Linked DNA regions of Homo sapiens: regions 1 and 2 are each linked to region 3. The links are chromatin contacts, found by Hi-C or POLR2A ChIA-PET in ENCODE. All regions are on one chromosome and are shown on one strand. Each heading gives the region's core, a stretch centred on a gene start or an enhancer-like site at or near the end of the contact. The rest is flanking DNA. Distances are from core to core; before and after follow the strand shown.

Region 1 (2,700 bases), core at 29-2,528, 280 kb after region 3:
AAAATATTTCCTATGAATTGTAACAAAAAGGTATTTACAAAATGTGATTTTGCTACCTCTAATTTTAACATATCAGGCACTTCAGAACATCTAAAAAGAAGAGACATTTCAAAAAAGCTTAGCATTGTCAACTATATACACAGTAGTGAGGAATAAAATGCACACAAAACAATGGATAGAATATGAAAATGTCTTCTAAATATGACCAGTCTAGCATAGAACCTTCTTCTCTTCCTTCTCAGGTCTTCCAGCTCCATGTCATCTAACCCACTTAACAAACGTGGACGTATCGCTTCCAGAGGCCGTCTTAACAACTCCATTTCCAAAAGTCATCTCCAGAAGACATGTATTTTCTATGATTTCTTTTAAACAAATGAGAATTTACAAGATGTGTAACTTTCTAACTCTATTTTATCATACGTCGGCAACCTCTTTCCATCTAGAAGGGCTAGATGTGACAAATGTTTTCTATTAAAAGGTTGGGGTGGAGTTGAGAGCAGCTTTTTCATATTATATACACAGGCCTTCCATAAACGGCCAGTAAATCTTCCCAGAGGGTGGTGGGCATTTCCAACGGGCCAAACGTGGCCTGTCATTCTACCATTTCTCTCTTCCGACAGCAAAGTCTGGTAGAATGAAGACCAACCGCCCGATGGCCGCTAACCGTTCCACCCGTCGTCGTTCGGGACTTCGCTCACCTTCCAGGCCCCTTAAGGCCTTTGTCCGTTGTCGTCAGGACTAGGTAGGTCTCGCCCAATGGCGACAGAGTGGTCACCCGGGAACCGGATCTGCGCGGCTCCGTGGCCTAAAGAGGCGGCCGAGCCTGCTTGCGTCCCTAGGCCGCCTTCCCGGGCCGTCCACGCCTTAATGGCCTCCGCCGCGCGGCGTTCGAGCTGCCGCCATACTTCCCGGCCCACCACGCCCAGCGCCGCCCAAAGGCGCTGCGTCCCGGCGGCTCTGCGGGGGTTTCGTCGAGGCTTGGGTCGGGAGACCCGGGTGCCGGCGGGGTCCGGGCTGGGAGACGCCACGGCCGCCATTAGTCACCGAGGTGGGGTGGGAAAGAGAGGTTCGCTGCGGCTTCAAGGTCTGGGCACAGCCAGTGGGCGGGCACAGCCAGTGGGCAGCCACAGCAGAGGCCTCCGTTATCTGCAGGGCAGAGGGCTCGGCCTGTCCCGGGGCCCCCCAGTTCACCCGCCGGCCCGGGGCCGGAGGGCCTGGAGGGCCCTGGAGGAGCGGGCTGCGTTCTGCGTCTCTCCGCGATCTCTGCCGGACCGGAACTGACTTGGCAGTTCTCTGCGCTGGCAAGAGAGGAGCGGTACCGGAAGTGCCCTTGCGCTGGGGGCCCGCGAGCCGTGGTTCCGGGTCTGCAATGTTCCGGCGTGGGGGTGGGGAATGGGGAATGGGGTGTGGTCACGTGGGGTTAGGGCCCCCTCCACCCCGCTTGCTCTTCGCAACGGAAATTGCTACTGGCCTCAGAATTCCCTGAGCAAACGTTGCTTCTCTATCTCCTTACTCCTCCGGTGCTGGATAAGAAGACTCCAATATTTCATTTATTGACTCATTTACCACCTGTTTACCGAGCACCTATGTGCCTCTAAGCACGGGGGAGTGCAGCAGTAAAGAAAAAAACACAGGAAAATTTCTGCTCTCCTAAAATTTACATTCTAGTAAGGGAAACAACAATAAACAAGATCCTTAAAATGCATAAAAGGGTAGATAGCGAAAGTGCTTTGGAAACATAAAAAGGAAAGAGGAATATGAAGTGCAGGTGCGGAATGCTTTATAGTACGGCCAGGTGACTCTGGAGCAGAGACCCGAAGGAGGCGAGGGGATGAGCCATGCTTGGAGATGTCTGTAGGGGAACAGCTTATGCACAGGCCACAAAGCCGAAGCATGTGGGCCAGGCCTGTTCCAGGAACAGCAAAGAGGCTGGGGAAGAGAGGAGAGAAATGGGACCATGGGAGGGAGTTGAACTGCAGTGCGGGAGAGCTGAAGTGGAGGCAGGGGCAGAAGCAGGGAGACCTGATAACTGACTGTTGCAATCAAGCAGGTGAGCTATGATAGGGACTTATGCCAGGGCGACGACAGCAAAGGGGGCAAAAAGTGGTTGAATTCAGGGGTTGACATAAGCTCAAGTCTATAAGATTTGCTGACGGACCAGATGTGAAGTGGGAGAGCGAGAACTGAAAGATGACTCCACACTTTTTGGCCTGAGCAAATGAAAAGGCAGCCGCCTTAAGTGAGATGGAAGAAACCATGGGAGGAGCAAGCTTTGGGGAGAACACCAGGAGCTGAGTTTTAGGCATGTTAAGTTTGAGATGTCTGTTTGACATTCAAGTGGAAATGTCAAGCAGACAGATGGATTTATGAGTCTGGCATTCAGGGAAAGGTTTGAACTGGAGATGAATCTTTGGGAGTCGTCAGCATATAGATGTCTTTAAAACCTTGAGGCTGCATGAGAGAACCAAGAGAGGGACAAGGTCTGAGGTCTGATCCCTGGGTAACGTTTACAGGTCAGGGAATGAGAAGGAACCAGCAAAGGAGACTGAGAAGCGACCAGGGTGGTAGGAGAACAACCAGGAGAGTGTGGTGTCCTGGAAGTAAATGAGGAAAGTGTTTCAAGGGGAATTTATCAACAGTGTCAAATGCTGCTGATGTGTCAATTAAGATAAGGTTGGAAATGACACTTCCAGCTTTTAG
Region 2 (2,700 bases), core at 87-2,586, 370 kb after region 3:
TTGAGAGAGGTGAAGGTAACAGACCTTTCTTATATAAATATGTTTACACATATATACCAGAAAGTAAGCAACAAAACAAGACCCAAATGTACACAAAAGAAATAATTCCACTATCATAAAACAACGTCTGGTAACATGTTTTAAAATATTTCCTGTTTGCTTTTTTCTAGGCATGTACACATACATACATATTTTATAGAAATTGGGGCCAGGCACGGTGGCTCACGCCTATAATCCCAGCACTTTGGGAGGCTGACGTGGACAGATCACTTGAGGTCAGGAGTTCGAGACCAGCCTGGCCAACATGGTGAAACCCTGTCTCTTCTAAAAATACAAAAATTAACCAGGCGTGGTGGCGGGGCACCTGTAATCCCAATTACTCGGGAGGCTGAGGTGGGAGAATTGCTTGAACCCAGGAGGCGGAGGTTGCAGTGAGCCGAGATCATGCCACTGCACTTCAGCCTGGGCAATAGAGCAAAAACTCCATCTCAAAAAAAAAAAAAAAGAAAAGAAAAAAGAACAAAAAACGTATTTTGTAGAAATTGGATCATTTGTTACGTACCATTTTGTCTCTGCTTTTTTACCTGTATTGTGTTAAGAACATGATTATATAGCCACATATAGATCCACAACATTATTTTGTGTGGCTGCGTAGTATTTCAGCATATGTATGTATCACTATTTTTATAACGTAGCCACTATTATTGGACATATATATTAACTCCAATGCTCTACTTTACTCCTGTATACAGTGCTTAGACAAATGTTCTTATAGCCACATCTTTGTGTCATTCATTGTTCCCTAAGGATCCATTCCTAAAAAAGGAATTTCTGCGTTAAACGGTATGCACACTTTTAAGGCTTATCATGTACTTTTTCAACGATGAAAGATGAAACCAGTTGATAGCTGCATTGACACTGTCTGAATCTGCCCAATTTATTGGCGGCTCATTATCTTAATAACCCGGCAGCGGTAGCTTAGTGGGTGGGAGGCTCACTTGCACGGATTGGGCGGAGGGAGGCATCAATAGCCACTCTAAAAGGACTTTGCAAAGAGAGGCCCCTGGGTGGCCTGATGGGGCTGGGTTGGACTGTGTTGAAGGGGCTTACCTGCCCGGGCTGTGCTGTGCTGTGCTGTGTTGGCCCGACTGTATTGGTTATGGGAGGCTGTGCTGGGCAGTTGGGCTGGGTTGGCTGCACTGGCTCAGGCCTGGCAGTCTTGTCCCTGGTGTGATCCTGGGCTCAGCCTGGTGTGATCAGCGTAGTCACCAATCCAAGACATTCATTCTAGAAGCTGGCATGGCCTCCGTGGCCATGCTGACAGACTTGTCCATTCACGTAGTGGAGAGTGATTCATCAGAGCTGGTGGTGGCAGCAGTAACTCTGACAGAGTGGAACTGCTCTCACCATCCTGTCACTTGGCCTCTAAAAATAACTCCTGCCGGTTCCGAGTGACCGCACCGCCAGGTGTCTGGAGGTGCAGTCCTGTGGTTGTGGCTATGTGAGGGAGGGTGTGTTTGTGTGTGTGTGTGTGTGTGTGTGTGTGTGTGTGTGTGTGTGTGTTGGGGATAGAGGTGCCATCTGGGGGCCTCTTGATTGGTTGACCTCTGAGCCAGGGCTTTGGGGTGGGAGTATGAGAGGCAGACCAGGCTCGCTCTTTTCTACCCTCTCATAGCTGGGGACAGAGACAGCTAGTGGGGGTAGCAGTATTTTTCAGGACTGTGTGCTCACTCCCTGCTGAAAAAGGGCAGAGAGAGTGGAATGGAGAGGGTGACTTCAGAGGCAATATGACAAGGGTGAGGCAGGCTCTGGGGAAGCACAGCATTTAGCCAATCAACATCTATGTCCCACAAAAGCCCACATAAAAGCTCATCGTCTTAGTGAAGTCTTTAATGTAGGGTTCCTTTAAATTAGATACAAAATACAAAATACACACATATACAGCTAATTTCTTATCGTGGCTGATTAGAGATCATCTAGCCCAAGTCTTAACCAAGGGGATTATCTATCTATCACTCAGGGGGTGATCTATGCATGGGCTTCATGAGCTCTCTTGATACCTGAAAGATGATAAAGGTAGGTATGTGTGTGTGTGAGTGTGACTTTGTGTGTGTGTATGTGTGTGCAGGTGCATACCCATGTACATTTTTCTAGGAGAAGCTCTGCAGTTTTCATTGCATTTTCAAAGGAAATCAGGACCGATAAAAGGTTTTCTTTTTCTTTTTCTTTTTTTTTCTTTTTTCTTTTTTTTGAGACAGTGTCTCGCTCTGTTGCCCAGGCTGGAGTGCAGTGGCGCGATTTTGGCTCACTGCAACCTCTGCCTCCCGGGTTCAAGTGATTCTCCTGCCTCAGCCTCCCAAGTAGCTGGGACTACAGGCGCACGCCACCATCCCTGGCTAATTTTTGTATTTTTAGTAGAGATGGGGTTTCACCATGTTGGCCAGGCTAGTCTCAAACTCCTGACCTCAGGTGATCTGCCCGCCTCGGCCTCCCAGAGTGTAAGAATTACAGGCGTCAGCCACTGCGCCCAGCCCCCTAAAAGGTTTAGAACTGCGCTAGTCCAACCCCCTCATATTACAGGTAAGGAAATTGAATTCAGAGAGGAAAATGACTGCCCAAGATCTCACAGCAAAGGTCAAATCAAGGTTTCTTGATGCCCAGCCCAGCGCCCTCTGCCACACAGGACGCCACCCTCCCCTG
Region 3 (2,700 bases), core at 45-2,544:
CTGCACTCCCGTCTGGGCTACAGAGCGAGACTCTATCTCAAAAAAAAAAAAAAAAAGTGGCCAAGTACGGTGTTAATTCCAGCACTCTGGGAGGCTGAGGTGGGTGGACTGCTTGAGCCCAGGAATTCAAGACCAGCCTGGGCAACATCGTGAAACTGCGTCTCTACAAAAAAATGCAAAAATTAGCCAGGTGCACACCTGTGGTTCCAGCTATCTGGGAGACTGAGGTGGGAGAATTGCTTGGGCCTAGGAGGTGGAGGTTATGAGGAGCCGAGACTGCGCCACTGCACTCCAGCCTGGGTGACACAGTGAGACCGTGTCTCAAAAAAAAAAAAAAATTAGCTAGGCATGGTGGCATGGGCCTGCAGTCCCAGCTACTCAGAAGGTTGAGCTGGGACCACAGGTGCGCACGTTCACGCCTGGCTAATTGTTGTATTTCTTGGAGAGACGGGGGTCTAGCTATGTTGCCCAGGCTGGTCTCGAACTCCTGAGCTCAAGTGATCTACCCACCTCAGCCTCTCATAGTGTTGGGATTACAGGCGTGAGCCACTGCTCCTGGTCTCATATTCTTTTGGGGTGGCTTCAACTCCGACCTTCGTCCCCAGAGAAAATACAGCTCCTTATCCTTAGCAGCAATTGGAAACCTTTCTAGGAGTTAATGATAAAGTGGGGGAGAAATGAGTGCAAAGGCTCTGAGATGAGAAGAACCTGGATTGTTAGCGGAGTTGAAGGACACTGAGAATGTGGGGGAGCTGGATTCGTGAGGATAAGAAAGCAGCAGGTCAGGTCCAGACTTTGAAGAGCCTGGTAGATAGTCTAGGTGAAGAGTTAGATCTTAATCCGGAGTAGGGAGGGAAACGAGCTTTGAGCAGGGGATGGCGTTTTGAAAAGACCTCTCTGCCGGTGTACGAAGAATGGATTAGAACGGCGAAGAGTAATAGGGTGGAAACCATCTTCATCTTGGAGAGAGATGGTGGTCGCTTCGATGGAGAAATGGGAAGCTTTGAGACGCATTTAGGTGGCAAAATTAACGGGTGATGGATAGCGTCCATTCCCCGGCTTCGGTGATCTCAGTGATTACGAGTGAGTGGGGACTTCGTGTTCCTGCTAGGGCGCGGGCCTGTTTCCCGCGCGTCAGGGTAGTGGGCGTGGCCTGCGCAGGCCGTTGCCACAGTGATCGGGCAGACGGGGCAGGGGGCGGGGCAGCTGGGACCTTACGTCACTCGGTGGTGGCGATGATGCGTGTGTGTGGGGGGCGGGGCATACGCTGGGCGCGTCCCGGGGGTCACGTGGTGCAGAGCACGCAGAGTCCTTCTGTCGGTTGGTCCTGGAGCGGCGCAGCCGGAGTGGGGCCGTGAGGTGAGCTCGCGGCCAGGCGAAGCCGGCCGGCCGGGCCGGGTTGGGCCGGGCCCGCGCTGCGCGCGCGCCGTGCGGGCGGGGACGGCGACGGACGCCACCGCTGCTTCGGTCCCCTGCCCGGCCCCGCTCCCCGCCTGGCCCCGCTCGCCCAGCCTGGAGGGAGGCCCTGGGACTGCTGCTGAGAGCGTGGCGGGCGTGCGAGCGGTGCCCAATCCCCGGGGCTACCCGCAAGAGTGGCGGCGGCTGCCGCCAATCAGCGCCGCCCGAGGGGGCTGGGCCGTGGGGTGCGGGCCCGGGGCGCGGAGCGGGCCGTGTTGGGGGTGCGGGTAAGCCCTAGGGCCCGAGCCTGAGCTGTGTGGGCACCTAGAGCCTCATCAGCAGCCTCTGCTATTGCCTTGCGCTTTGGGAATATGTTTTTTAAAATTGGCTTTTTTTATCCTATTCTGGGGAGCACATTCCTTTCTCAAGACCCCAAATATGGGAGTGTCCCTTTTCTCTATAGTTTTGAAAACTGGGCGGCACACCCCCTTTCTTAAGCTCTAGCTCTGGAATTTTATCTAAATTTCTAAAAGCCCTCCCCCCCCCAAATTTAGGGCGTACCCTCTTCCGTCAGCCCCCAAAGTGGGAGCACATTCCTTTTTTCGGGCCTCCAATTTGATTCTGCATTTCCGTTCCAATTTAGAGGTTCACCCTGTTATCGGGTCCTCAGATCTGGGGTCCATTAGCTAAAGTTTTGGGATACTTTCTTGTATCCCCTCTACTCCAAGGAAGAATTCCCCTTTTCCAGGTCCCAAATCTGACAGCATGCCTTCTGGAATTTCTTACATTTAGGGGCCACTTCCTTTCCTCAGCCCTTCAAACCTGAGGTTGGGCCGAAAACAATGTCCAAATTTTGAAGTTTATGGGTACTTATTTCCAGTTTCACAAATAAGGGAATTCACTGCCTTCTCCCGAGACTGTATTATTGGGGTTACACACTTTTCACGTGTTCCCCAAATCAAACTACCTTATTTCCTGAAGGAGACTCATTTTCATATCTGGGAGTATATTTGTTTCTTGTGCCCCCCAAATGTACGAGGTGAACCCCTTTTAGTTATACAACTCTCAGAGTGCAGCCACTTTCCAGATGCTTCTTAAATTTGGGGGGCACACCTTTTTGTGAGTCCTCTCATTTCCAGGTGGCGAGTGGTCTGTGGTTTTGAGCATGCCTTCCTACCCTGTTTAGCTTTTCTGTCATCCAAGACATTTTCATTCCTCAGTTTCCTTCCCTTTTTGGAGCCACACTCCCCTTGAGGTGCTTTCCCCAGTCTGGTCAGTGCACCCATTTCCTCTTCCTCTGGC

What was found. A loop is a pair of places that touch in the nucleus more often than their neighbours do. ChIA-PET counts read pairs that join two places held with the same protein, here RNA polymerase II (POLR2A). Pooled maps may share reads with other maps.
Region 1: a map with no recorded cell type shows a loop between it and region 3 (10-fold over the local background). The contact joins the promoter of NORAD here to the promoter of PHF20 in region 3. A Hi-C loop is called at or near these places in 4 of 37 single-sample maps with no recorded cell type and 11 of 50 pooled maps. POLR2A ChIA-PET finds 5 or more read pairs at or near these places in 3 of 52 experiments (MCF 10A, PC-3 and PC-9).
Region 2: a pooled map shows a loop between it and region 3 (11-fold over the local background). The contact joins the enhancer-like site here to the promoter of PHF20 in region 3. A Hi-C loop is called at or near these places in 1 of 37 single-sample maps with no recorded cell type and 3 of 50 pooled maps. POLR2A ChIA-PET finds 5 or more read pairs at or near these places in 1 of 52 experiments (OCI-LY7).

The regions. Positions count from the first base shown.
Region 1 is chr20:36,049,682-36,052,381 of GRCh38, forward strand. It overlaps NORAD (non-coding RNA activated by DNA damage), which reads right to left and starts at 1,279. Exons shown (of 1, transcript NR_027451.1): 1 at 1-1,279. RefSeq lists enhancers at 276-1,475, 956-1,527 and a silencer at 1,015-1,224.
Region 2 is chr20:36,141,620-36,144,319 of GRCh38, forward strand. It overlaps a transcript of EPB41L1 not described here. Among named protein-coding and RNA genes, the nearest start is that of EPB41L1, 12 kb to the right of the region's middle. RefSeq lists a silencer at 1,596-1,645. Within about 2 kb of position 1,337, at least 8 of the 41 ENCODE cell types and tissues checked have a DNase peak (open chromatin) inside an H3K27ac peak, as active enhancers do; they include OCI-LY7, where a contact is called at or near this core.
Region 3 is chr20:35,770,721-35,773,420 of GRCh38, forward strand. It overlaps PHF20 (PHD finger protein 20), which reads left to right and starts at 1,295. Exons shown (of 18, transcript NM_016436.5): 1 at 1,295-1,359. RefSeq lists a silencer at 1,363-1,742.